Regions from separate parts of the Mus musculus genome. Here all the other regions are linked to region 3. A link is a loop called in an ENCODE intact Hi-C map of the cell type or tissue named here. Cell type or tissue: left cerebral cortex. All regions are shown on one strand.

Evidence for each region. A loop is a pair of places that touch in the nucleus more often than their neighbours do. Peaks named below come from ENCODE experiments on the same cell type or tissue, not always from the same donor. Only the 100,000 strongest peaks of a DNase experiment are listed, where the experiment ranks them.
Region 1: a loop joins it to region 3, with 4 times the contacts of the local background. A loop is called at or near these places in 14 of 42 quality-filtered maps.
Region 2: it touches region 3 in a loop (3-fold over the local background); 6 of 42 quality-filtered maps call a loop at or near these places.

What each region holds. Positions count from the first base shown.
Region 1 is chr15:58,163,859-58,171,858 of GRCm38, reverse strand. Gm36112 (a long non-coding RNA gene) reads right to left here and starts at 5,731. Exons shown (of 3, transcript XR_003951636.1): 1 at 5,404-5,731; 2 at 3,779-3,872. In left cerebral cortex, CTCF peaks have their summits at 2,682 (motif pointing right) and 3,374; DNase peaks (open chromatin) are centred at 363, 3,313, 3,988 and 6,615; H3K27ac peaks cover 326 bases.
Region 2 is chr15:58,410,664-58,418,663 of GRCm38, reverse strand. It overlaps Fam91a1 (family with sequence similarity 91, member A1), which reads right to left and starts at 3,196. Exons shown (of 24, transcript NM_145959.3): 1 at 2,887-3,196. The coding sequence starts at 2,958. In left cerebral cortex, no CTCF peak of the experiment used is centred here; DNase peaks (open chromatin) are centred at 3,258, 3,943, 5,821, 6,349 and 2 more places; H3K4me3 peaks cover 2,216 bases; H3K27ac peaks cover 1,386 bases.
Region 3 is chr15:58,866,892-58,874,891 of GRCm38, reverse strand. It overlaps Trmt12 (tRNA methyltranferase 12), which reads right to left and starts at 2,243. Exons shown (of 1, transcript NM_026642.2): 1 at 1-2,243. The coding sequence starts at 2,137. The coding sequence ends at 797. In left cerebral cortex, CTCF peaks have their summits at 4,807 and 6,284; DNase peaks (open chromatin) are centred at 2,275, 4,727, 4,884 and 6,322; H3K4me3 peaks cover 1,718 bases; H3K27ac peaks cover 1,333 bases.

The sequences.
Region 1 (8,000 bases), 700 kb after region 3:
CTCACAACCATCCGTAACGAGATCTGACTCCCTCTTTTGGAGTGTCTGAAGACAGCTACAATGTACTTACATATAATAAATAAATCTAAAAAAAAAAAAAAGAAATCATTTCGTTTTTCATTTTAAAGGCCATTTATTTATGCATTTATTTCTACATACACAGATAGAGGCAGCCCAGAGCTAGTCTCTCTCAGCCGCTGATTCACACAGCCTCCTAGAAAGAGGAGGGCGTGGAAAGTCAGAAGCAGGTGTCTCCAGGCACCGGGGACAGAAGGCAAAGGCCAGGGGGAGGGCACAATCTAGTGGCGACCAGAGGCCCTCAGCCAGCTGCCACATCCTGATGAACCAGACTTGGCAGATGCCAGTGACGGTGACAGCGGCCGTTCCCCACCCACGTGAAAGTGTGTGTGGCTCACCCTTCCTGCACTCCCCCAACTTGCCTTGGGTTGTTTTAATTATATTTTACAAGTCAGCCTTTTCTTCACTTCAGAATGATTCTACACAGCCCCTGTTTCCTTCCAAGAGGCAACAGAGCATCCAAAATACAGACTATAGAGTCAGCCAGCCCGGCCCTCTGGTTACGGTGGACAGTGTGCCAACCTGGGGTAGGCCTCAGTTCTCTCATCTGCAAAATGGGTGTGATGACGCAGTCTGTGATGGCACTCACAGAGAAGAGTGACTGAGTTGACACTTTCTGTGTGGTAAGATGCATCCCTGTGGTTGTCCAACTTGGGATAGGCTTTACAGAAGCACCCGTTGTGATTCACTAGGGTCCACTTGGTGTTCTCTGCTTAGTGTTATGGGCCTGAGAAAGACAAAGAGAAACAGCCAGCTCACGCCTCACCATAGTGCTAGTTTAAGCCAGTGGTATCAACCATTTTTTCAGAAAACATCTGTTTTAAACTGAAACCAGATTTATGTCTCAGGAGCTAAAAAGTTGCCTGAAACAGTAGATTTTACCTGAAAGTCATCAGAGGAAAGAAGTAGACTTGGAAAGAGCCGTATGATCTAGTTGGGAGCCAATACTTAAAAAGAAAATCATCTTTTCACATTTGTAGTCCAAACTGAGACCTCCCAGCAAGCTGCTCCCAATTGGCTCATCATGACGTGTCTGCTGAATGTGTGGGACTAAGTCCATCAAGTCAATCAGCCAATCAATCAATCAATCAATAAGTAAGTAAGTCATGTTACATAGCTCTGAGATGGAGAGGCCAGAGAGGAGCACTACGGCAGGAGAATTGTAAGTTTGAGGCCAACCTGGCAAGATCCTATCTCAGAGAAAACAAACTCGGTCATCCTAGCTCTCAGGCAGCTGAAGCAGGAAAGTGACAGCAACTTCAAATCTAGCCTGGGCTACATATGAGACCTGATATCAAAAAATTAACCAAGAAACAAAGAGATGGCAGATCATATTTGAGAGCCCCACATACTAGGGTAAAACTACGGAGATGTAAAGCAATATTTACAGTAATCCACAGTCTAATGGGAAGAAATAAAATATCACATTTTTTTCTCCTATTCAGAAGCTAGGTTGAACAGTGAGTGTGTGTGTGCACACGTGCGTGCGTGTGCATGTGTGCATGTGTGCGTGTGCGTGTGTGTGTGTGCATGCATGTGCATATGTGTTGAAAGTATATGGGGAACTATGGAGGAAAGGGGGTGACTAAAAGAGAAAAGGAGGGAGCTGGAGAAATGACTCAGCGGTTAAGAGCACTGACTGCTCTTCCAGGGGTCCTGAGTTCAATTCCCAGCAACCACATGGCAGCTCACAACCATCTGTAATGAGATCCGATGCCTCTTCTGGTGTGTCCGAATACTGCTACAGTATATATAAAATAAATAAATAAATAAATAAAAATTTCTAAATAAATAAATAAATAGAGAAGGAGAGATGAGGACAGATAGCAGAGGATAACAAGGGGACTTCTCTGAGGAGAAGGGGAGAGGCAATTGGGGGAAGGGATTAGTAAGAGTGAGGCTGGGAGGAGGGAGAGGGGCTGTGACCAGGATGTTAAGTGAATTTTTTTTAATTATTGAAAAGAATGATAATGGAGGGTAAATAAGACCATATAAATAGTTAATATATATAAAATGTCATAACGAAACCTACTATTCCTATGCTCACTAGAAAAAAATTAAAAAGAAAAATACTCTTCTGCAATCAGGTATACATGGTGTAGTGCAGCCACCCTGACATTTAACATGTTTACTGAGTCAGCTTTTCTGCACCCAGGTCCTCGTGCATGCACAGCATGGGGTGAAAGCAGCAAGTTCTCATAGGACTGTTGGTCACACTGAACAGAGGAAAGCTCCTTGCCAGGCGTGGTACACGCACCTCTAATCCCAGCAATGGGAAGGCAGAGGTCAGCTGGGTCTCTGTGAATTCAAGGACAATCGGTCTCCATAGTGACCTCCAAGAGAGCCAAGCTGCATAGAGAGACTATCTCCAGGGAGGAAAAACAAACAAACAAACCAACCAGAGAAGGGGAAGGAGGGGTGAGAGGGCAAGCAGGTGGGCACCTGAGACAGTAAACTGAGAAGTCCATCAATACTCAAGTTATTCGCCGATTTTGTATTGGGAGCTGAGGCACTGGCCTAGGCATGATAAATGCCTGATCTTCTAGATTCTGCTAACTGGGTTCTGGTTTTGTTTTGTTTTTTTAAGATTTATTTATTTACTTATTTATTATATATAAGCACACTGTAGCTGTCTTCAGACACACCAGAAGAGGGTGTCAGATCTCATTACAGATGGTTGTGAGCCACCATGTGGTTGCTGGGATTTGAACTCAGAACCTCTGGAAGAGCAGTCAGTGCTCTTAACCACTGAGCCATCTCTCCAGTCCCTGGGTTCTGTTTCATGTCACATTTTTTGAGAGGAGGAAGCTGAGGCCCTGGGGAACACGTAGAGCTCTCTCAGAGCACTCAGTAGCAGTGGGGTTCATTTAAACTGAGCCTATGAATGACCAGTATGCTGGGCCCTCCTGGGAATACAAAGACCCAAAGCAGGGACTGATAAAACATTGTCCTAAAATACCTCATGACTCAGTAATCTGGCTCTGACTTTAAAATTTTTAGATCAAACATCAGATTCTAGGGTCTGTAGCATGTACAAAGGGGCCTGCCCTGACACACTGAGTCTCCAGTCTTGCATCTGTTCCTCTTCTCAGATCACCGGCTGCCGCTTATCCAGGCTGCTGTTTGGAACTGGATGCCACACCCTTCAAAGGTGAATTTCCAGTCCTCGAAGCAAACATCGTGCTTGCTCATGATTTTATATAATCATCTCAGCCCCCAAAGAATGCTGGTTTATAGCTGCTGTCTTGTAGGCTGGATAGGAAAATGTGGACAACAGCCCCATCTGCCTGCGAAATAGAAGCAATCTCTAAAAAGCAGCCAACACTGTAGAGAAGCCATGCAAAACATACACTCGTAATAAATAATCAGACTCAGGCTACCCTGACTGGAACATGGCTGTGGCCTCATAAAGAGCATTGTCCCTAATTCGCAGTTTTATATTTAGTTGAATCGTTTCCCTATTTATAATATTCAGTAATTTTAATCAGTAAAATCTTGGTTCTGTTTTTCCTCCCTTTCTTCTCCCTTTTCCCCCCAACCCCCCCCCCCAGAGCCTTGCCAGTACTAGGCCATTGCTCTATCACTAGAATACTTGCCAAGATGTATTTTCCAACTTTTTCTATACTCGAGTTGAAACTATGTATTATAAGATTAGCAACTCACCAATGAAGTCGCCCGGATTATCACCATGCATACTTACTTCGCTGATCCCACATCATCTCATCTGCAAAGTCAGCCTTGCTGGTTACAGTGACATACATGCTCACGTGCCAGGGTGATTGGGACACTGCCTGCTGTAGATCCCCAGCGTTAATGACCTTAGCCAACTACATCGACTACATCCTCCATTGCCCCTCCCAGCTCTGCCCATACCTTTACCCAGTTTGTTAATCTCTCTTCCGACTATCCCATCAGAGTGCTGGCTTCCTTCCAGGACCTAGCGACCAGATTGTACCCTGACCTGCATTTCCAGCTTCAGTAGTCCCTAGGTCCCATATAAGCATGGGTCTTGCCAATCTCTTCAGCTACCAAACCTTTCTTGAGGAGTTGACATCCAAATCGCCCTGGCAAAGGACCCAGTATGAGGCGAAAGGCCCAGAATGCCCTCATCCTGCTATGCTCCAGACAGTCACCCTCGTTCAGGTCTTTGAATTTATCAAGTTCTTACCCTTAATCTCTGTGCCTTTATGGAGTCCCTTCTTCCTAGGCCCTTTCTCACTGCTAAATGTCACCTACTCAGAGATGACTTCCACCACTATATTGTGCAAAGTAAGATCTGGATGCACACACCATGGTTTAAATTTATTATTTTATCTTTTAATTCTTTTATAATGCCATTTAACTTATTATGTAACTATCTGAGTGTTTGTTTGTTTGTTTTTAATGTACTCTCTACTTGATTGCTAGTTCCTTAAGAAAAAGAAATGTGTCTCAACAGTCTTTGGGTGACTCTTACAAAGCATTTGTTACATGTGCTGTGTAGTTATGTCTTAGACTATTAGAAGCAACAGTTAGACTTTATTTTAGTGTGATCCGATTCCCATTGTTCATGAACTCCCAACCAGCTGTGACCCCGACTGTACTTCCATCATACTGCATGCAAAACGTTGAGTATAAACCATTTCAATAGAGATTTAGGAATGCTGAGCACCTGTCTCTTTCACAAGACAAAGATGAAAAACAGCATCCTTTGGTTGCTATGTGTAACTATTAACTGGAATTGTGATGTGTATTACGGACTAAGCACTACGATCAATTTACTTCAAAGCTCCCGTTCACTTCTCACAACAGCTCTATAGTCATAGATCATACTGTCCTTCTTTCCTTCTCCATTGCTGTGATAAACACCGTGACCAAAACTCAACTTGAGGAGGAAAGGGTTCATTTAAGCATATAACTTCCAGATCACAGCCCGACAGTGAGGGACCTCCGGCAGGAACCTAGAGATAGGGGCTGAAGCAGTAACCATGAGGGAATGCTGCTAACTGACTCGCTTCCCACGGCTTGCTCAGCTTGCTTTTTCTTGTGTAACCCGGGACTATCTGTCTAGGAGTGGCACCACCCACAGTGCCACATCAATTGTTAAGAAAATGCCCTACAGACCCACCCACAGGGCAGTCTGATGGAAGCGATTCCTCAGCTGAGGTCGTCTCTTCCCAGATGACCACGGTTTATGTCAAATGCTACCTAGGGCATCATACCATCTCTTGACGATTAATTTTGATTATCAGCTTGATAGCGAGGCACCTAGTAAAGCATAAAGCACACCCTCAGATCTGTCTGTTGGAGTCTCTCCAGAAACTATTAGCTCTTAAGGACACTGACCTGATGAAGGGATCCATCCTTTGGTGGAGTCATAGTAAAATGGCGTAATCAGGTTGTGATGAGAGGTGAGAGGCAAGGACTAGCTGGAAAAAAATAGGTCCCTGGGAGTATGTTCTTGGGAACATATCCTGCCCTGACCTCTTCCTGCCTCCCACTTCCTCTGCTTCCTGCCTACCATGACACGAACTACTCTTGACCTCTCTGCCATGGTGGACTGATACCCAGGAAACAGAGCTCAAATTTTCTTCTCTGAAACTGCTGCTGTCAAGTATTTTTTTTTTCTGAAAATTAATACATCAGCTAAGAACACAGATTTTAGAATCAGGATTTAAATGCACATGCAAACCCTTGCAAACTCTTCAACCTTAAGTTCCGTTTCTTCAGCTAGAAAATTAGTGAGTGGAATGGGTGTGGGGTGGGGGATGGGGAGAGGGTGGAAGAGCACCCTCTCAAAGGCTAAGGGGAGGGAAGATGGGGTGAAGAACTCTGGGGGGGGGATACTAGGAGGAGGGTCAACACTTGGAATGTAAATAAAATAATTTTTAAAAATCAGGGAAGGGAAGGGGAAGGGGAAGAGGAAGGGGAAGAGGAAGGGGAAGGGGAAGGAAAGAAAATTAGTATCATCATGGTAATCACAGGTTATGAGTGTTGCCAGTGTTAAATGCATATGCATATCCTAGTTAACATTAACTGTCACTGGACACAGCTCGGAATCACCTGAAAAATAGTCTCAATTGAGTAAATGGTTTTAACAGGTTGTTCTACGGGCATCTCTCTGATGGAGTGTCTTGACTGCAAATGGATGTAGAAGGCACAGCCCACTGTGAGCGGCACTATCCCCTGGACAGGAGGACCTGGGCTGTGTAAGAAAGCTAGCTAAGTATGAGGCGGCGATTGGGCAAGCAAGGAGCATTCCTCTAAGGTTTCTGTTTGAGTCTCTCTGCCCTAACTTTACTCAGTGATGGGCTGTGACCTGCAAGTGTAAGCCACACAAACACTCCTCCCCTCAGTTGTTTTGGGGCGGAGAGTTTTATCACAGCAACATAAACAACAGGATGTAATGATGTAACACTTATGTTTAGCTCAGTGCTTGGCACATAGAAAGTGTCTCCGTGGGGTGATGTTAGTTACCTTGTCACAAACTGGCCTTCAAGGGCCTTCTGATGAGATAACACACCATACTGCTTCCAGCACAGAGAATGAGTGAGTCACCCAGCAGAGCTCCTCCTTGAGGAGGTCAGAGTCAATCTGCTAGGAACTCATCCTTGGAATCCAGAAGAAGCCGGTAAACGCATTCCTCCAAACGACTGTGTGCAGTTTATGGTCCAAGCACCACCATAAAATCACGTTCCCATTTCCTTTTTTGAAATAGCTATCTGTGTTCCCTGAGAGAAGCCCTGAATTTCTATAGTTCCTGAAATGTCCCCAAATTCTCTGGAGAGAAGGCATGCATTTTTTTAAAACTAGGCTGAACTTCAAGAGGAAAAGCATGAGGTTAAATTCCCTGAAGCTATGACAGTGTAACTCATTTCCTGTTTTGCTCAACTGTCTAGACAGATCTCATAAGCATTAGGTTAAAAAGAGCAGGTTACATATGAATGTGGCCACAGGGAGATTGCAGGCTTGTACCTTTGTCTAGCGACTCCCCTGAAGCAGGGTGTTTCCCCTTTGCTACGACTCTTTCCATTAAGCCCTAAGAAGCTGTCTTTCTTTATATATAGTTTTATTTATTATGCATATATATATATATATATATATATATATATATACACACACACACACACACATATAAATTGTTTGGTTGGTTTTTGGTTTTCTGAGACAGGGTTTCAAACAGCCATAGCTGTCCTGGAACTCACTCTATAGACAATCAGGCTGGCCTCAAACTTAAAGAGATCAGCCTGCATCTGCCTCCTCAGTGTTGGGATCAAAGGTGTGGGCTGCCACCACCCAGCTTGAAGCTGTATTTCAGTGCAGGAATAAAAACCATCTTTTCTCCCCTAAGAATATATTTGCCCCTTGATAATCTTAATGCAATTTTCCCTCTGTTGTGGATAGCCCAGGGGCTAATTATATTTGATATTAATTCAGTTCTCCTGTGAGGGGTTTCAAACAAGGAATGAGTCAGCACTCAAGTGATTTCCTATAAACCTGCTTCCCACCTTAATTTGTACAATAAAGGAGAGCTGACGATTAGGCTGATAAAGTGAAGGTGGAGTGGAAGGTGGGGAGAGAAAAGGAGGAGAAAATGGAAGAGGGAGAGGACGCAGAGGAGGAGGAGGAGGAAGAAGAAAAGCGGAGCAGAAGCGCATGGCCTGGAGAAACTGCAAGTTCTATGGGGTCTCATGGATGTGGACGATGGTAGTGTAGCGGTAGATCTGCCCAATCTAGGCGCACAGCATGTAATCATATTAACTGAGTCGTGTTTTCATTGCCAGGGCATGTTTGGGTGGAGATTTACCACAACATCCCCCAGGTTCTGTCTCTCTTGGAATGCTCTAGGAAGATCAGACTGGTCTTAAACCACACAGAGATCCACTCCCTCTGCCTCCCCAGGGCTGCTGGAAATAAAGGTGTGCGCTACCTCACCTGGCCTG
Region 2 (8,000 bases), 460 kb after region 3:
ACAAGTTCCAAACTTGAGGCGTTGCCCTTCTGGTTCAAAGCAAGTCCCTTAAGTTAGCATTATGTATCAGTGCGCCTCACTGAAGAACGTGAACTCTATGACCACGTGAGCTCCAGGACTAGGTGTGGAGCGTGTGAACGGCCCCATCAGTGAACATGTTAGGACTCACAAACCCCTAAAACCACAGAGCATGTTTCATTTTCCCTCAAGAAATATATAAAATAAATCTGTTCAGCAACTGCTTGACTCTCCACCCTTCTCCAACTCTCCCATCATTTTAAACCACTGTGCCTGGGCTACAGACTACAGACCCAGAGAACGGGGAAGCCAGCCACCACTAGGACACTGTGGGCTGCACATGGGAAGGCTGCTGGATGTAGCGGGGCTTCACAGAAGAGGAACTAGAACAGGCGAGATGGAAAAGAGCACTAACAGAGCACGCCCTGCGCAGCTGATAACCCTGAAAGCAAACTTCCTACCCCCAAGGCACCTACGAGCCCCAATGTAGACATCCTCAGAGGTACTTTGTCTACAAATAAATATATAAATAGGTAAATAAAAATAACCACATTTTAAAAATTGATCCACCATAGAATTTCACTTTAAATACATTCATTGTGTTAAACAATAAATGCCTGATATTAGTAAACTATAGAAAATTCCTAAAAACAATGGCCTGACCTACATTTTTGTCTTCCCATGCTAGGTATGGAGCCCAAGGCCCAGTACATGCTCAGCCCTCATCTACAGCTTTTTAATTAAAAGGCCCTCTAAAGGCTGGTTGCAACCCATAGAACAAAACAAGTTTTTTCCTCAGCTCATCCACACCAGGGTGGAGGGGAGGGGGAGCTAATAGCTCGTAAGATTTTTTTTTTTTAATCCAAGTCTCCTTCCTTCAGCTTTTCAAAATGTGGAAATGAGTCAGTTCCGAATATTAGCCCACCAAAACTTACTGGAAGTCATATCAACATACTTAGTATTTTCAATATCAAAAGACATATTATTCCTACACGTGTCAAACAATGAATGCCTAATATTAGGAAATTACAGAAAAATCCCGAAAACATCCTTTCTTTACCATAAGGAAATCCCTATTCTTAATATAGCTGTGATTTTTATAGCATTTTAGGAGTCATCTCAAGCCAATGCCTCATTACTTCTGACAAACAGCTACTAAAACCAACAACGTACACAGATGCTTAGGGCACAAAACCTAACTCAGAATCTAAGCAGAAAAGGCAGCTTGGTGGGGTGACAGCTGTGATGTGTGTGAGGGGCGACAGCACAGGGACAACACAGCTGAGGGCTAGAACTTGGGGGTTTATAGACAGTGACAGACAGTAGAAAACTGGGCTTGCCTCAGTCCACACTACTGAGTAGTGTGGAGAGAATGAGAAGGTCCTGTGCTGAAGATAAGAAAGCAGACAGAAGGGTGATGTCATCTAAAGTAGACCTTAACTTCAGGACACCAGGGGAAGGCTGGAGAAGGTCTGCAGAAACAAAGGCCACACTTAGCCTGACTCAGAACTGGGCCTTTCAGTGGTTTCACACGCAGAAACTAATCAGTTTATATTTGAACTTAAGTTTTAGCACTGTCCTATGATTGTATTAATAACAATTAAGTTTGGGAAGGCTTTTGCCAATCCTAATAGAATCAATTATTTAAGTTGGGTATAAGCTATTTAAAAAGGAAATGAACTATTTACTCTAGTTGTCTTCAAATATGTCTCAGAACATATGTATCTAAAGAACAAAAACTATCTGCTAAACTCATTCAAATTTAAGAGGAACTTATTCCCAAAGATTTAGACTTGTTCCTTTTTTCAAGTTTCAGAAACTTGACATCTTTGACAACCTATAGACCTTTGCCCCTGAAACACACCTAGGGTTCTGGTGTCTTAGAAGTATTTTGTCACGTGATGTCCACCAGACCCTTAACTCGTTCTCTAGAACTAGGACTCAAAGTAAATCACAAGAATCATAAAAACATTACCACCACCATTCCATAATTCCAAAAGTATACCTGCTGCCCACCACCAAGAGAAACCAGAAATCAGAGGAACTTAGAAACGGTGGGCAGCGAACCCCTGCATTGCATGTAGTAAACATACTATACATGTAAGCACACACATCAAGGCCTTCGTAAAAGTTCAAACCACCTATCCGTTCTTTTCTTTCACCAGTCCATTTACTCTGTCTCTGACAGAAAAGACTCTCCGTGGAGGCAGGATCCTTAAACTATCTGCATGCTCAGTAAACACGACTGAGTAAAACTACCATTCATTGTAAGCATTCGATTAAAAAACAAAAACAAAACCCCTCGGGTCATGCTCCCGTTGATCCTTTATAAACTCAGGCTGTGTAAAGGACGAAGTCCGACAACACAAACCACACACGTACCCTTCCAAATCAGGCCTGACTGCTCTGTCAGCCTCGGCAGCTATCACCCTCACGCATCCAGCCAACATTTCCAAGTGGATCGGAACACGTCTCCGAACTCTGGTGATTGTTCACAGCTCCGGAGACGTACTCTTCCCTCTTCCCGGGGGTGGAGGGCCTTCGTTCCTCATCTTAGTAACTTTTAGTGGTCTTCCAGGGCCAACTTTAAATGCTTTCAGTTACACATGCAACTCCAAGCAGGCAACCTAACCCCCAGAAACGCTCCAGAGGAGGTACGTGTGATCTGTCGCTTTGCACTCCCTTCTCCCACCACTCTCAAGTTTGGGGGCCCGGGGACTTTATTAAAATAAAGATTGCAGGCCGAGGTACCAGGCGAGTCCGGGGGGACACCCGTCCAGCCTTCTTGGGAGACAGCGCACGCCCAGTTTCCCCGAGCCCCCCGACGGCCCGCAGGTCAGGCGACAGAGAAGCAGGGCGGAGCCATACCTGCTTCACGTTCGTTGGCAACTTGCTCCAAGGATAATTGTGCCGGATGTGGAACTCAACGTCGATGTTCATGATGCCGGAGCCCAGGCCCGCGGCGGCCGCGGCTGCCACGCCGCCTGCCGCCCGCGAGCGCCCGGCCTGTCAGCGGAGCCCGCACGTCTAGGCCGCACGAGCACGGCGCCGCCCCATGGCCAGGCCCCCACAGGTCCGCGCGGCGCCGGCCACGGGGCACGGACGGGAGCGCCAACTACGACCCGCGCCTCGGCAGCTCCAAGTTTCTTCCTAGTTTCGGCCTGCCGGAAATGGCTCTGTGCCGACGTCACTTCCGCTCACTGGCCTAGGTCCGAGCGTGGAGCTCCGCCCCCACCCCACCCCCCGCACGTGGTTGAACGGTGCGAGGAAGGCGGGACTCAGAGACCCTCCGAGCCCAGCCAGCCGCGCCTGCGCATTGGGGTGACAGAGGCTCCCTGGTCTGCACCTCTGGGTTTGTGTGACTCAGTTTCCCGAATGTGTGTCTCCAATGGCTCTGTCGGTTGTCTGAGCAAAAGCGCTTCTAATGAAAGAACCACTCTCGCCACCCTGCCGAACAAGAGAACACCGAGTATGCCTGGGCCCCCCCCACCCATTGGCCTAGAGTCGCTAGCGGCGTCATCCCTTCCAAGCATTCGCTGTATCCTGGGGATGGAGAACGTTGGACTCCTTCCAAGATCCAAATTCTTAAAATGTAGGGATTTGAGGTGCAGAAATGTTAACTTGCTTCGATCGCCTTTTTAAACGCAGAACTGGGATGGTTATCCCTACAGCTCTCCTGAGGTCTTTGGGAACGGTTTCTTCCAGAGTATATTTTATTTCCTAAGCAAACTCATTTAACTGCAAGACTTCAGTGGTTCTTTGTCTATTTTTTCATTTTAAAGCAATGTTTTTAAGTCATGTTTTGTTATACACTACTGATAAGAACTGAAAACATTAAAGACGCTTAATCCATACCTCAACAACTGGCCAGTCTGAGGCATGCCATTATATCTAATTATTTGAAACTATTATGGTACACACTGCTCTTACATAGGTGTATTGGTCTGGTTATCTGATCGCAGTAACTTCCTATCCTGCTGAGATCCTCCTCAACGTAGCTAAAATGTTCTGAACTCCAGTAATGCAACAGTATTCAAAAGTATGATCTGTCTACTATGTATCATTCCCTTGCCTCAACAGTCAGTGAAACATTGCCACAGCGACTAGGCCTATCAGAAGAAGAAAGTGAGGTTGGCAGGGCTACAAGAGCCCTCAGAATGGCAGAGCCCACTGGTTTTCACAATGTATTATTTTATGTATGAGTGTTTTGCCTGCATGTGTGTGTGTGTGTGTGTGTGTGTGTGTGTGTGTGTGCACCACCAGTGTGCCTTGTACCTTCAGAGGCCAGAAGAGAGCATCAGATATCAGGTGCCCAGAAGTTGGATTTCAGATTTTTTTTTGCTAAACAAAAGCAAGTGATTTTAGCTGCTGGGCCAACTGTCCAGGCCCAGCCCAAGGCTGTTTATTGGAACCATCCTGTGAATTCCTCAGGAACACCCTTCATAGAAATATTCTGTCTCCTGCTTTAGTTTAGGAAAGTTCATTTAGAGTTAGTGAAATAAATACCCCCTACATTTTTCATAATTCGCATGTGAACAAACAGTATTCTTCAGAATCGTTTTATCTAGTATAATGTAAGTAACAAAATTAAAGATATCTTCATTTTTAAATCCCTACAAATCTTTATTTCAACTGCTGAAAGCAGTTAACCGGGCATGAATCTATTCATCCTTTTTGTATTTTCAATAATAAATCTAATTTGAACTCAACAGAAGCTAGTAATGGTGAATAGATGCCTGCCAAATCAGTAAAGTACAGACCTTTGAGAAAAATCCCACCATGGTGAATTATAAAGGCTCTCAGTATGTAGCCCCCAAGAGCAGATTTTTAAAGGAGGAGATAACATTAGATCAAAGCTATGTGGACAGGAAGAAGACAGATAGCAATTCCTTCAGAGTGGGAACCTGTATCAGATTGATTTATAAAAATACAAGATGCTTGTGGAAGGACTGACCTGTCTCCATTTCCCTCAAGATGGCCAGGAAGCAAAGCGATTCTGGTCATCCCTCAACTAACCCACAAGGTGCAGGGCCTGCTGGGTGGAAACTCCAGGAACAAGATAGTTCCCTGGGCATCAGAAAGGAGAAAACAACTACCAAATGGATTCCCTGGGCAGCGCTGGTGACCTCCTTGAGACATTTTGGAAAACAATAAATCCCATTCTTTTACATTCCTGACTCAGGTCTCTGCCTTTCACATTCTAGAGAAATCAGAAACTACAAGGTTGTGGCAGGGCCCCACCCAAAGACACCTTCTGAGTAAACAATAGCTTCAGACATGCAAATGCCATGTGCCGCCTTCTCTGCCAACTATACTGGGTCAGATTAGAGAAAATTACCCAGCTGGTTTGAGCAACCTGAGCTTGTTCTTAAAATGTAATGATGATATCATGTAGCCCAGGCTGGCCTTGAACTCACTATGTAGCTGAGGACACTGCTGACTTTCTGATCCTCCTGACTTTATCGCCCCAGTATTAGGATTACAGGCAAGTGACACTGTCCCTGGCTTGGTGATCTACTCTTCAGAAAAACTATCAAACTATTCATCCCCAAAGTGTCAACAGAGATAATGAGAAGCAGCAACTTTTAACTAAGGAGCTGTTGGATAGTTCCACTCACAGAGCCCAGATTAGCATGCCCTATGAGGAGAAGAATTACCGCTCACAATGATTCCCATGGCTAGAACCTAGAAGTGCTTCCTTCAGGGCAGTGTGATTAAGATACCCTGGAGATAGGGACATTATCTAGGGCTATCTAAATGGCATAGGGTAATCATACGGTCCTTAACCAGGGAAACAGGGATGACGATGGAAACTGACGTCAGTGGTTTGGGATCACAGCCAAGGCTGTGGAAAGCTCCTAGGAGCTGAAAAGGGAAATGGATTCCTCCCTAAACCTCAAGAAACACTCCTGCCAAGACATTTGAATTTCTGATTTCCTTGACTGTGAGATAATAAATTCTTAATATTGAGCTTTTAACATGGTGATTTGTCACAAGAGCAATAAGATATTACTATACTATCCCGAAAAAAATATCCCCATACCCAAACAAGTGGTGTATAAATTTATATAATCACGTTCTTCCAGTTCCAAATGCAAATACCCTTTCGGGGAATAATCCTTTCTCAGCATTAGGAACATGTTATGTTAGGAACAAATACGTTATCCTTTTCAGAGAGTAATTTGAAAGAAAAAGAAATGCTCAGAGATTGAAATGCTCAGACATTAAATGGGGACAGAAAATAGTTTCTCAAACAGAGAGAAGGAAATTGCATTTTGAGCTTCACACTTTTTCTGGGCCTGTCCTTGGCCATGGGTTTAATTCAGACAGGCTCATCCCTGTTCTAAGGACTAGTTCATCACCCCACACATTTGGATTCGGTTGATCATACCTCTAAGCTTTTGTCCTGGCTAATTTCTCTGCTGCCTTCCCCATACTTGGAGCAGGAGATTCTGTGTCCCTTACAAATTGCCGTAGTTTATGTTCTTCCTTGCAAGGAATCACTGGCTAGCCATTTGGTGTCTGTGTGTCGTCTGTCTCACTCTAGAGGGAAGGACTTTGTTTCATTCCGAAGTCTCTCTTCAGTACCTTGAGTTAGGCTTCCAGCATAAGTGCTTAATATTACATGTATTGACTGAATGAAGCTATGTCACAGACGAGCCTTGCCTGACATCTTGTTCAGAATTATAACACATCTCCAGCCCCCTGCCACCCAACACACTGCATTATTTTTCTCCGTAGAGGGGGACAGGAACATATTGCCATCTAATGCGGTCAGTAAGGGATTTTACTGTTTTAAAACATCCTATTTAGTTAGAGCAGAAGCTTCCCAAAGTCGGGGACTCTAGTCTGCTTGCTGTTCAAGCTTACATTAGCTCAGGCACTCAGTAAACACTTGGGTGGATGAAAACACAGAGCAGTATTCTCATGAAAATCCAGAGGACTCTCTTGAAACTTTGGAAAGCCCTCAGCATCTCCCATATCAGCCCGTGGAGCTGGGCTAGCACACATGGGCCAGAGACCCCAGCCCACTTCCTTCTACCCTCTGCTATGGTGGCTGCTCATGGTGGAAATCATCAACACCCTATGCTGAAGTGGAGAAATGCTTCAACCTCTGTCTTTGTCAAAGGAACAGAAAACATCATCTAGACAGATCACCCCAGCCGCCATCCTCCCTGTGTAGGCTCTTCAGAAATAGTAACGCAGTTGCAACTCCTTTTACTTGTCTTACCATTTACTGGGATTTGGGGTACAAAATGCTCATCTCTATTCCTCTTCCTGGAAAATTTTGCATACTGGCACTGAATGGAATTATTTTTAATTATTTCTTTATTTTATGTGAGTACATTATTACTTTCTTCAGACACAACAGAAGAGGACATCAGATCCCATGATAGATGGTTGTGAGCCACCATGTGGTTGAACTTGGGACCTCTGGAAGAACAGTCAGTGTTCTTTACTGCTGAGCCATCTCTCCAGCCCCCTGAGTGAAATTCTAAAGAAACCAAATAGACATTGGAGAGGGTGGAAAGAGCAGAGTAATATGGGGTGTTCCTTTTGCACTATGGAGTTTCTGTGAATAGTGGGCACATTGTGATTCACATTTGTAATCCCAGCACTCGGGTTGAGTCAGAGGATTGCTGAAAACTCTAGGCCAGCTTGAGCTACATAATGAGTTCAAGGCGAGGCTACGCTAACGAGGAGACCCTGTCTCAAAAAGAAAAAGCAAAGTAGTTTCTGGGCTGTTTCCTTTGCAAATGGCAAGCTAGTGAAGAGATAAAGCTTATTTTTACAGAGAAGCAGATAGGTGCTCTGCCATACAGCCTTCTAAAAACTCCAATACTCCATATCTATGTGTAAATATAGAATACTCTATGTCTATCTTCTGAAGTCTGTTTGTGTTCCAGTCACCATGTCTAATGTGGAAAGGAAGATTCCAAGTGTCAACCCAAAAGGCCTCCACCCCAAAGCTGGACAATTGT
Region 3 (8,000 bases):
AGGTTGCCCTTGAACTTATAGCAATCATCTTGTCTTCAGCCTTCCAAGTACTGAGATTACAGGCATGAGTTATGCCTTAACTCTTTTTAACATAAAATAAAAAAGATCTAATATTTAATACTTTAATACCACACCCACACACAGACACTCCACTGAGAAATGCTATAGAATTTGAGTTACCTCTACTTACTGCCCCTTCCTATGTAATTTAGTCTCGGTATCAAAGCAGCATCACATTAATGCTTCAGTCTGGAGTTCATAACTTGGTCACACTGATTTTTCTCCAACCTATTATTTTCCAAGACCCCATGGCTACCACTTTAGTGCAAACCACTGTCACTTTGTACCTGCAAACTACAAAACATCTGTAGAAATGGACACTGGTTTCCCTATTTTGATCTTGGCTTACCAGTTGATTTCACATAATGTAGCTAGTACTCTGTGGGACCAATACTGTATTTCATGTAATAATGTCTGTATGACTTACTAGAAAAAAAAGCCACACGATCCAATTCAAGGAGGCTCTATATGCAAATAAATCCAAGACCAAATGAATATTAAGGCCATATCACTGAAAGCTAAGGTAAAAAATGCAGAATTCATGTCTGCACAGGTGAAACCTATTTTAATGAGTCACATTGGTTTCCTCTGATACTTTAATACATTCTCAATGTGATCAACAGAAGACAACTTTGGATCGATCTAGAGTTCATTTTCAGACCACAGATCACTTTAAAAGGTCACCAGAAAACAGAAGGGTGAGAACACAGCCCTCGATGAGGCACTCATCTGGCAATTACTGTGTCAGTAAATCTACTCCTTCTGGCCAACTAGAGGTCAGGGGCCGGCATTCTAGATCTAGGACTATGTGATCCACGTGAGGGGCGTAAGATTTCACTGGGTGGACATGCAAGATTCGTGTCCTCCATGGTTTCCCATGCACTTGATGAAGAAGAGAGGCGATCTGAGTTTCTGCAGATTCTGCCCATCTCCACCACTCTGGTTTGTTGGCCGATGATATTTCCCCCCTGAAATTCTCAGTAGTTCCATTTCCCTGTGTATCAGTGGTGATTTTCTGGGGACGAGGCCAGTGCTCTTTTTCCACGTTATTGCTTCCAGGTGGCTGTGGAGTCTTTCCTGAGAAAGACTCCACATTTTGGTGGATATGCAGAATACCCCCAACGTCCTTCCGAAGCACTTGGCAGGCAACGGGCCAGCCTTCTTTAGAACTGGGAATGAGCCCGAGGTTCACCCTATCTGCAATGTCTGAGAGCTTCAGTTTCCTGTTGTCCCCAAAATGTATTTGGCACCGGTCTGCCACTCCATTGATCTCCAAGTTGTTTCTTAAAGCAACTACAGCATGAGGATTCCATTCACAGGCATGTACGAAGGCAGCGCCAGCATGAACTAGGAAGGGCAATGTAAAATAACCAATCCCTGCGTAGAGATCCACCAGCACCTCTCCAGCACAGGACAGAGACGCCACTCGAAGTTTCTCGGTGATGTTTCCAAAGGAGAACATGCACTGTGTCACATCAAACTTATACCGGATGCCATTATCCATATGCTCTACCCAGCCATGGTCACCCAGCAGCAGAGTCACTGACGGAGTTCGAGTCCCATCAGGTAGCACCCGCCCTCGTTTTGCCAAACGTTGAACTCCCAGGGCCGAGGCAACAGTCTCCCAGAGTTCTGGCTCCAGACCTTTCCACAGCGTGGCTTGGAAGCAGTCTTCACTAAGCAGCATTAGGTCACCATGCCGTTGCCAAGACCGGGGCAAATCTGCCTCCAACTCAGCGGACCACGTCACTCCGCGGTCCTCCACCCAACGCCTCACCTCCAGACACAGTATCTGAGCAGGTGAACGAACCCGGGCCTTTTTGGAAGGAAGAGGATCCGGGAGCCGCGTCAGCACACAAGTGCTGCCTGGGGCCACGCGATCCCTCAGCTCCTGCAGATGCTGCTCAGAAAGGCTTTCCGCCAGCACCGGCAGAGCCACCGCGCCATCCCGCAGCTTCGCCACCCGGTGCAGCCTGTCCAAGAGTTTCTGCTCCTCCAGGTAGTCTCGGTATCTCTGCGTGAACCGGGGCTCAGTCACAACTGCGACAACTACAGACTCCTCACACTCTCTCTCCATGTCGCTAGTGTTTGTACCCCGTCGCCGTCCATCAGCGAGATTCTCCGGCTGCTCTCTCCCTGCAAATCTTCCACTACAACCGGAAGAGCTAAACTCGCTCCGCTACGGCGCATCGGAAGTGACGTCAATAAACAAAGCCAGATCTCGAAGTATTACTGCGATCAGGGAATGGAATTTCGGGTGCAGTGGGTTGCTTTCTGGAACCGCGGCAGCCATTTTTGTTATGGTTAGTCTGTACTTAGGAAACTTAGTAATTCTATGAACTAAAACTCATGAAATGAGTCGATATCCTCCGGAAACGTTATACACTCTCTTTAGCGATGCTCGTAATTTTTTTAAAAAGTGAATTTGCAGTGGATTGAATTTACAGAAAGGATTCCAAAACTCTAGTGTTGCTTATAAATTAGCACCAGCCACCTTATTGTTGGAAATGAAATGTTATAAAGCTTCCTTATTCCCTTTTCTTGCAAAGATTTTCATCACGGCTGCCTTGTTATCCAAGGAGGGAAACATGTCAACTCTCAAAAATGGGAATCTTTGTCTAGAAAATGTTGATTACCCGAACCACCTTGAGAGAATTGCTATTCTAATGAGAGATGGCCCAGAGGGTAAGGGAGTTATTTGCCACCAAGCCTGACAACCAGGATTCCCAGACCCCACATGGTAGAAAGAGAGAACGAAACCCAGGTCTTTTGCAAAATCATCAAAATCTCATAATTGCTGAATCTCTTGTCTTTTGTAAAACACATTTATCTTTTAGGGGGCAGCGTACTCACGCCATAGTGCAGGTGTCAAGGTCAGAAGACAACTTGCAGTGTCTCTCCTCTTTTTCCACCATGTGAGCTCTGAGGAAGAAACGAAACTCAGGTTGTCTGACTTGGTTGCAAGCTCCTTTACTTGTGCAGCCGTCTTGCCAGGCCATTCTCATCCTTTAGCGTATTGACTTATAGGTCTGTAAATGTAAACAGTGAAATGAATATTCATGAGCTATAGCCGTAGTACATTTACGTGGGCCCTATAAGAAAAATCAAATGTGAGACTTTTCTATCAAATGCTGGAAAACTTCTGTTTAGGACAGAAGTTGAAATCTTTTTTATCTCTCCCCAATTGTCAGACTTTTATGCAAATGTTTTAATTTTCCACCTACCCAGTAATCCCTTTGTTTACACAAAGGTCCATTGCTGTATTCCAGGAATTTGATATCCTGTAGCAGTGACTTCTTTCTTCTTCTAACCCTGACCCCTTTCAGCTTTCAATATTTCCTGTGTGCCAGTTCCCTTAATTAAGGCTGTGAGGCTGGACTCCAGACTGGGGAACAGACCCAGTTACCACCTGAGTTAGAATACAAGCCAAATGCACTTCCTGTGTTTGTGTGTTCTCTCTTCTAAGCACACCCTCTTGATCAAGAGGTGAAGTTTGCCTTGCCCAGACAATTAGGTTGGAATAGTAGTCTCTTCCTTTTCAACCTGGGACTTATTTCTAGCACTTTCCCATTGAGAGCATCCTTTTCCCACCAGGCTTGAGGACTCGGGTTATCTATACCTTTTTCTTCCGTGGCTCACTGGTTATTTAAGGCTGCATTGCTTTATTTCCATATACTCAAAAAAGTTTTCCAAATTATTGTTTTTATTTATTTCAGTTTATTTAAAAAATGTACTCTACCATTGTCAGAGAACATATTTTGTATGACTTGGGCTCCTGTAGACTTACTGGAGCCTTTCTCATAGTTTAGAATATGGTCTGTTCTGGGGAACGTTCTATGTGCATTTGACAGGAGTGTCCACTCTGCTCTTGACGTGTGGAATGTTCTGTCTGGTAGCAGGCATCTTTTCAGCTCATGCAAGTAAAACAATTCTGGGGTGGTAGAGTGCTTGTCTAGTATGCTCCAGAGTCTGGGGTCAATCCCTGGTCATACATATTCCTATAAACCTCCAAACACAATTGTCTATAGTCTTTCTTACTGAGACCACACAGTCTCTCTCCAGAGCTGCTTAGGTACCTCATACAGATCTAAGCATTAGATAAGATCTTCTCTCTCTCTCTCTCTCTCTCTCTCTCTCTCTCTCTCTCTCTCTCTCTCTCTCACACACACACACACACACACACACACTTCTACCCCTCTTCTGTGCCCAGAAAACTGTACTTCTGCCCTGTTATTCCACCATACTTGTCAGACCTGAGACAACAAGTGCCTTCACAGGACTTCTTTGTCCCATCCTGTCCTTCTTCAGTAAGACAAGCCTGATTCCATATCACCATGCAGAATTTTACAGTCGAAATCTTTTCATCTCATGCTGGCTATCTTTCCCCAGAGGGAGTTGGTTTGTTTCCAAGAGCTAGGGGATGGAGCTGGACTTTCTCCCTTACTGTATTTCATTATTATTTTCATGAGTACTGCCACACAGAGTTGGACATAATGTATTTACATAAAGAACGTGTAAGTGAACTGTTAAATGAAAGGCTGAAGAAATACCTGAAGGAAAATTACTTCGTAGTTTGAGTGTTTTTGTTTCAAAATATTGTCGCTAGAGGGCAGCAATAGCCAGCACAGAGCAGTCAAAACTGACAAAAGTCCTGGAGGGTTTGCAAGTCTAAAGCTCTTCAAGGATCGCACCTTTTCCACAGGCCTTACTCGACACCCTTAGATGCCCTTTACTGTCACGGACTACCCAGGTAAGCAAACGTAGCTCTTTCCAGGAACGCATTAATAGTACATAGGTTTCACTGTGTGATAAACATTGGTTTTTAGAGTGGTGCACCGAACCCATATATAGTTGTAGTACCGCATGATTCCACTGGGGGCATGCATGGGCCACTTAGCTGGTGACATTCCCAAAAAGAAATGCAAAAAAAAAAAAAAAAAAAAAAAAAAAAAATCTTCACCTCTGGCTCAGAGCTGTGTGGGCGTTCTCTCCACCTTCCTTTGGCTCACTAGATGCTTTTTACACACCTGGCCAATCCTCATATGACAACTTTCGGGAATCACTGAAGACGATGACCTATCATATCCTCGGAGAAGGCTGAAGAGAAGGCACACCCATCTCTTACTTGCACGGAACCTCCCCTCATCTTTGAACTTACCTAAGGAATAGCCCCTATGTTTCCCAGTCACTTTTCTCTGCCTCTCCCCACCCCCTTCTACCATTAAATCTATAGAAAGTTATAGCTCTTCCTTAACATGCTACAAGTTTTCTGTTCATGTCTCACAGGTGGCGCAGGTCAGATATCCTTGTCAAACAGTGGCTTCTTCTGTAACAAGGGCCCTCACTTCTCCCTCCCTTGAAGCTTTGCACAGTGCCTGAATGAGAGGGTGCATGCAGTAGTGAGTCAGTGACATCTCAGAGTGGGCTATTTTGCTTTCAGGATCTGGTTATCCTTGAACTCACAGAGATCCACCTGCCTCTGCCTCCCAAGTGCTGGAACTAAAGGCGTGCACCACCACAGTCTCACACTTGTTCTTAAAGATTAAGTTTCAGAAATGTTCACCTGCATGGGCCCCTTCCAATTGTGTGTGTGTGACGGAGTGTGTGCTGAGCAATCTCCTTACATGTGGGTCATATGTCTTTGTAAAGTTTGCAATGTTTTAATCAAAAGCCGTAAGGATCACCGTGCCGTGCTGTTCATTCTCCCCTCTGGCCCACTCCCATCTATGTAATGTAGCCCTGGAGAGGCTGCTGGCATTTTGGAAACCTGGTAGGTGAAGTCAAAATAAGAGTGCATTGAGTTTTGACTTAGTGGGGTACATGCAAGAGATTGCAATCATCCCCACATGTATAAGGGTATTGGTAGCTATTCCACTTTAGGACTACCTTTCAGTAACATTCCAAAGTTAGCCAAAAACTCACTTGACATCTTAGCTGGAAGATGCAAGGCCAAATGTCTTCTGATTCTATAAATGTGTTGTGCGGTGCTGAGCACCAGAAGGGCAAAGATTGTGCAAGGATCACTAATTAGAGTGTGAAAGATTCTTTGGGTCTTCACACTCTAATTAGATTTTTTTTTGGAAAAATATTTATTTTCATGTGTGGGGGGAGGCTGGGGGAGGCAGAAAGGCCAAAAGAAGGTGTTAGGCCTTTTGTAGCTAGAATTACAGGCTAGAGTTACTTGATATGGTGTTAGGAAGTGAATTGCGATCCTCTGCAAGAGGAGGGCGCACTTGTAACCACAGAGACATCACTTCCCAACAAATGGATTCTGAAACAGAATCTGAATGTGCTGCCAGCTGTTCTAAGCATGTGTGCCCTGAGGATGCTGGGAGACGATCTGAGAGTACACTACCCTCTTTTCTGCTAGCTCAAGGGTTCTCATTGGTAGCGTATTCTCCTGTGCTGGTGGGTTCCTTTCTTTTGGCTGTACGTGGTTTTGGACACTCAGCCACAGTCTGTGCAATGAGCACTGGCTTCTTTACTTCCATCAGTGTGAACCCTGGTCTCGTGGCTCTACTTCTCTCAGCCGATGGAAAATTAGCTTCCTTCCTGGGGTCCTCTCTGCTCACGCTTGAGCCACGGATTTGCACGCTCTCATCCTGTACTGATTTTAGGAGTATCATGACACTAAGGTATAGGGAGGTGGCCCTGGTAAACTGTGGTCACTACTGTCTGCCTCTGGTTCGCCATTGCGGGTTCCCAGCGTTGCAGTCTTTCCAGGCACACCCGAGGACTAGGAGGTGTGGCTCTGTTTCCCTTTCACTCAGGACCCACGTTTCCCCCTCTGTCTGTTTCTTCTCTCCAAAATCCCGAGTCCCCAATGCCAGCTTTCCTTCTCGTTGTGGCTTTTCATTTAGTCTTGAATTCTTCCGTGATTCCAAGGTTTAGGAAGGCATCCAGGGAATCAGGCAGGGAACTACTGCTGTTTTTCGCTCCATCCCGACTAGGGTGATGGAGAGTGAGCAGACTGATTATGAATGATACAAAGGAGGAAATGGGAGAGACATAAATTAATACTTCAAAATATAGCCAGAAGTATATGTTTATTTTGAGTATTGTATCAAGTTTGGTCTTGTGAAAATGTTGTGTACGATGTTACTTGGTCTGGTGGTTTGAATAGGTATGTACCCTTATCCCCCTTACCTCCCCCATAGATTCATGTGTTTGAATGCTTGACCCACAGCGGATAGCACTATTAGGAGGTGTGGCCCCTTTGGAGTGGGTGTGGCCTTGTTGGAAGAAGTGGGTCACTGTAGGGGGAGGCTTTGAGGTCTCCTATGCTCAAGCTCCACCCAGTGTGAAATTCAGTCTTTCCTCTGTTGCCTATGGATTAAGATGTAGAACTCTCAGCTCCTCCAGCATCAAGTTTGCCTTCTTGCTGCCCTGCTTCCTGCCATTTTGATAATGATATTGTTTTGATCATTTTGTTTCTTCACAGCAATAAAACCCTAAGACAGTCTACATGACAGCCCCTAGTTGAGCTTCACTCTTGGTCTACTGACTGCTGGGGTCCAGGAGTCACCTCATGGACACCAATCTCAGTCAGACAGGGATAGTTTATTGAGCCCCAGAACTGATTGATCAGGGCCACAGTTCAGACTTGGGAGCCACAAAAATCTGAGCCACGTTATTTCTCTAGTCAGGATTTAGGGGATTTCCTCAGGAACATGCCCTCGCTGTACTCTTATTCTGCTCCCACTGTTTGGGTTATTCAACTGTGGCAGAAGACGCATGCCTTGTCTAACATTCATGTCTTAACTTACCCACCAGGATTGCCCGCGTACATGTCTCTTTCTGCCAGGTAGGATGTCAGTTCCCAGGGAGGTCTTGGGATCTTAAACTTTACTTGACCTCAAAATGGAAGTTTTATTCCAAATAGTTTTGTATATTGGTGCAGATGTTCTTCTTATATTGGGACCCAAGCTTATTGTGGGTAA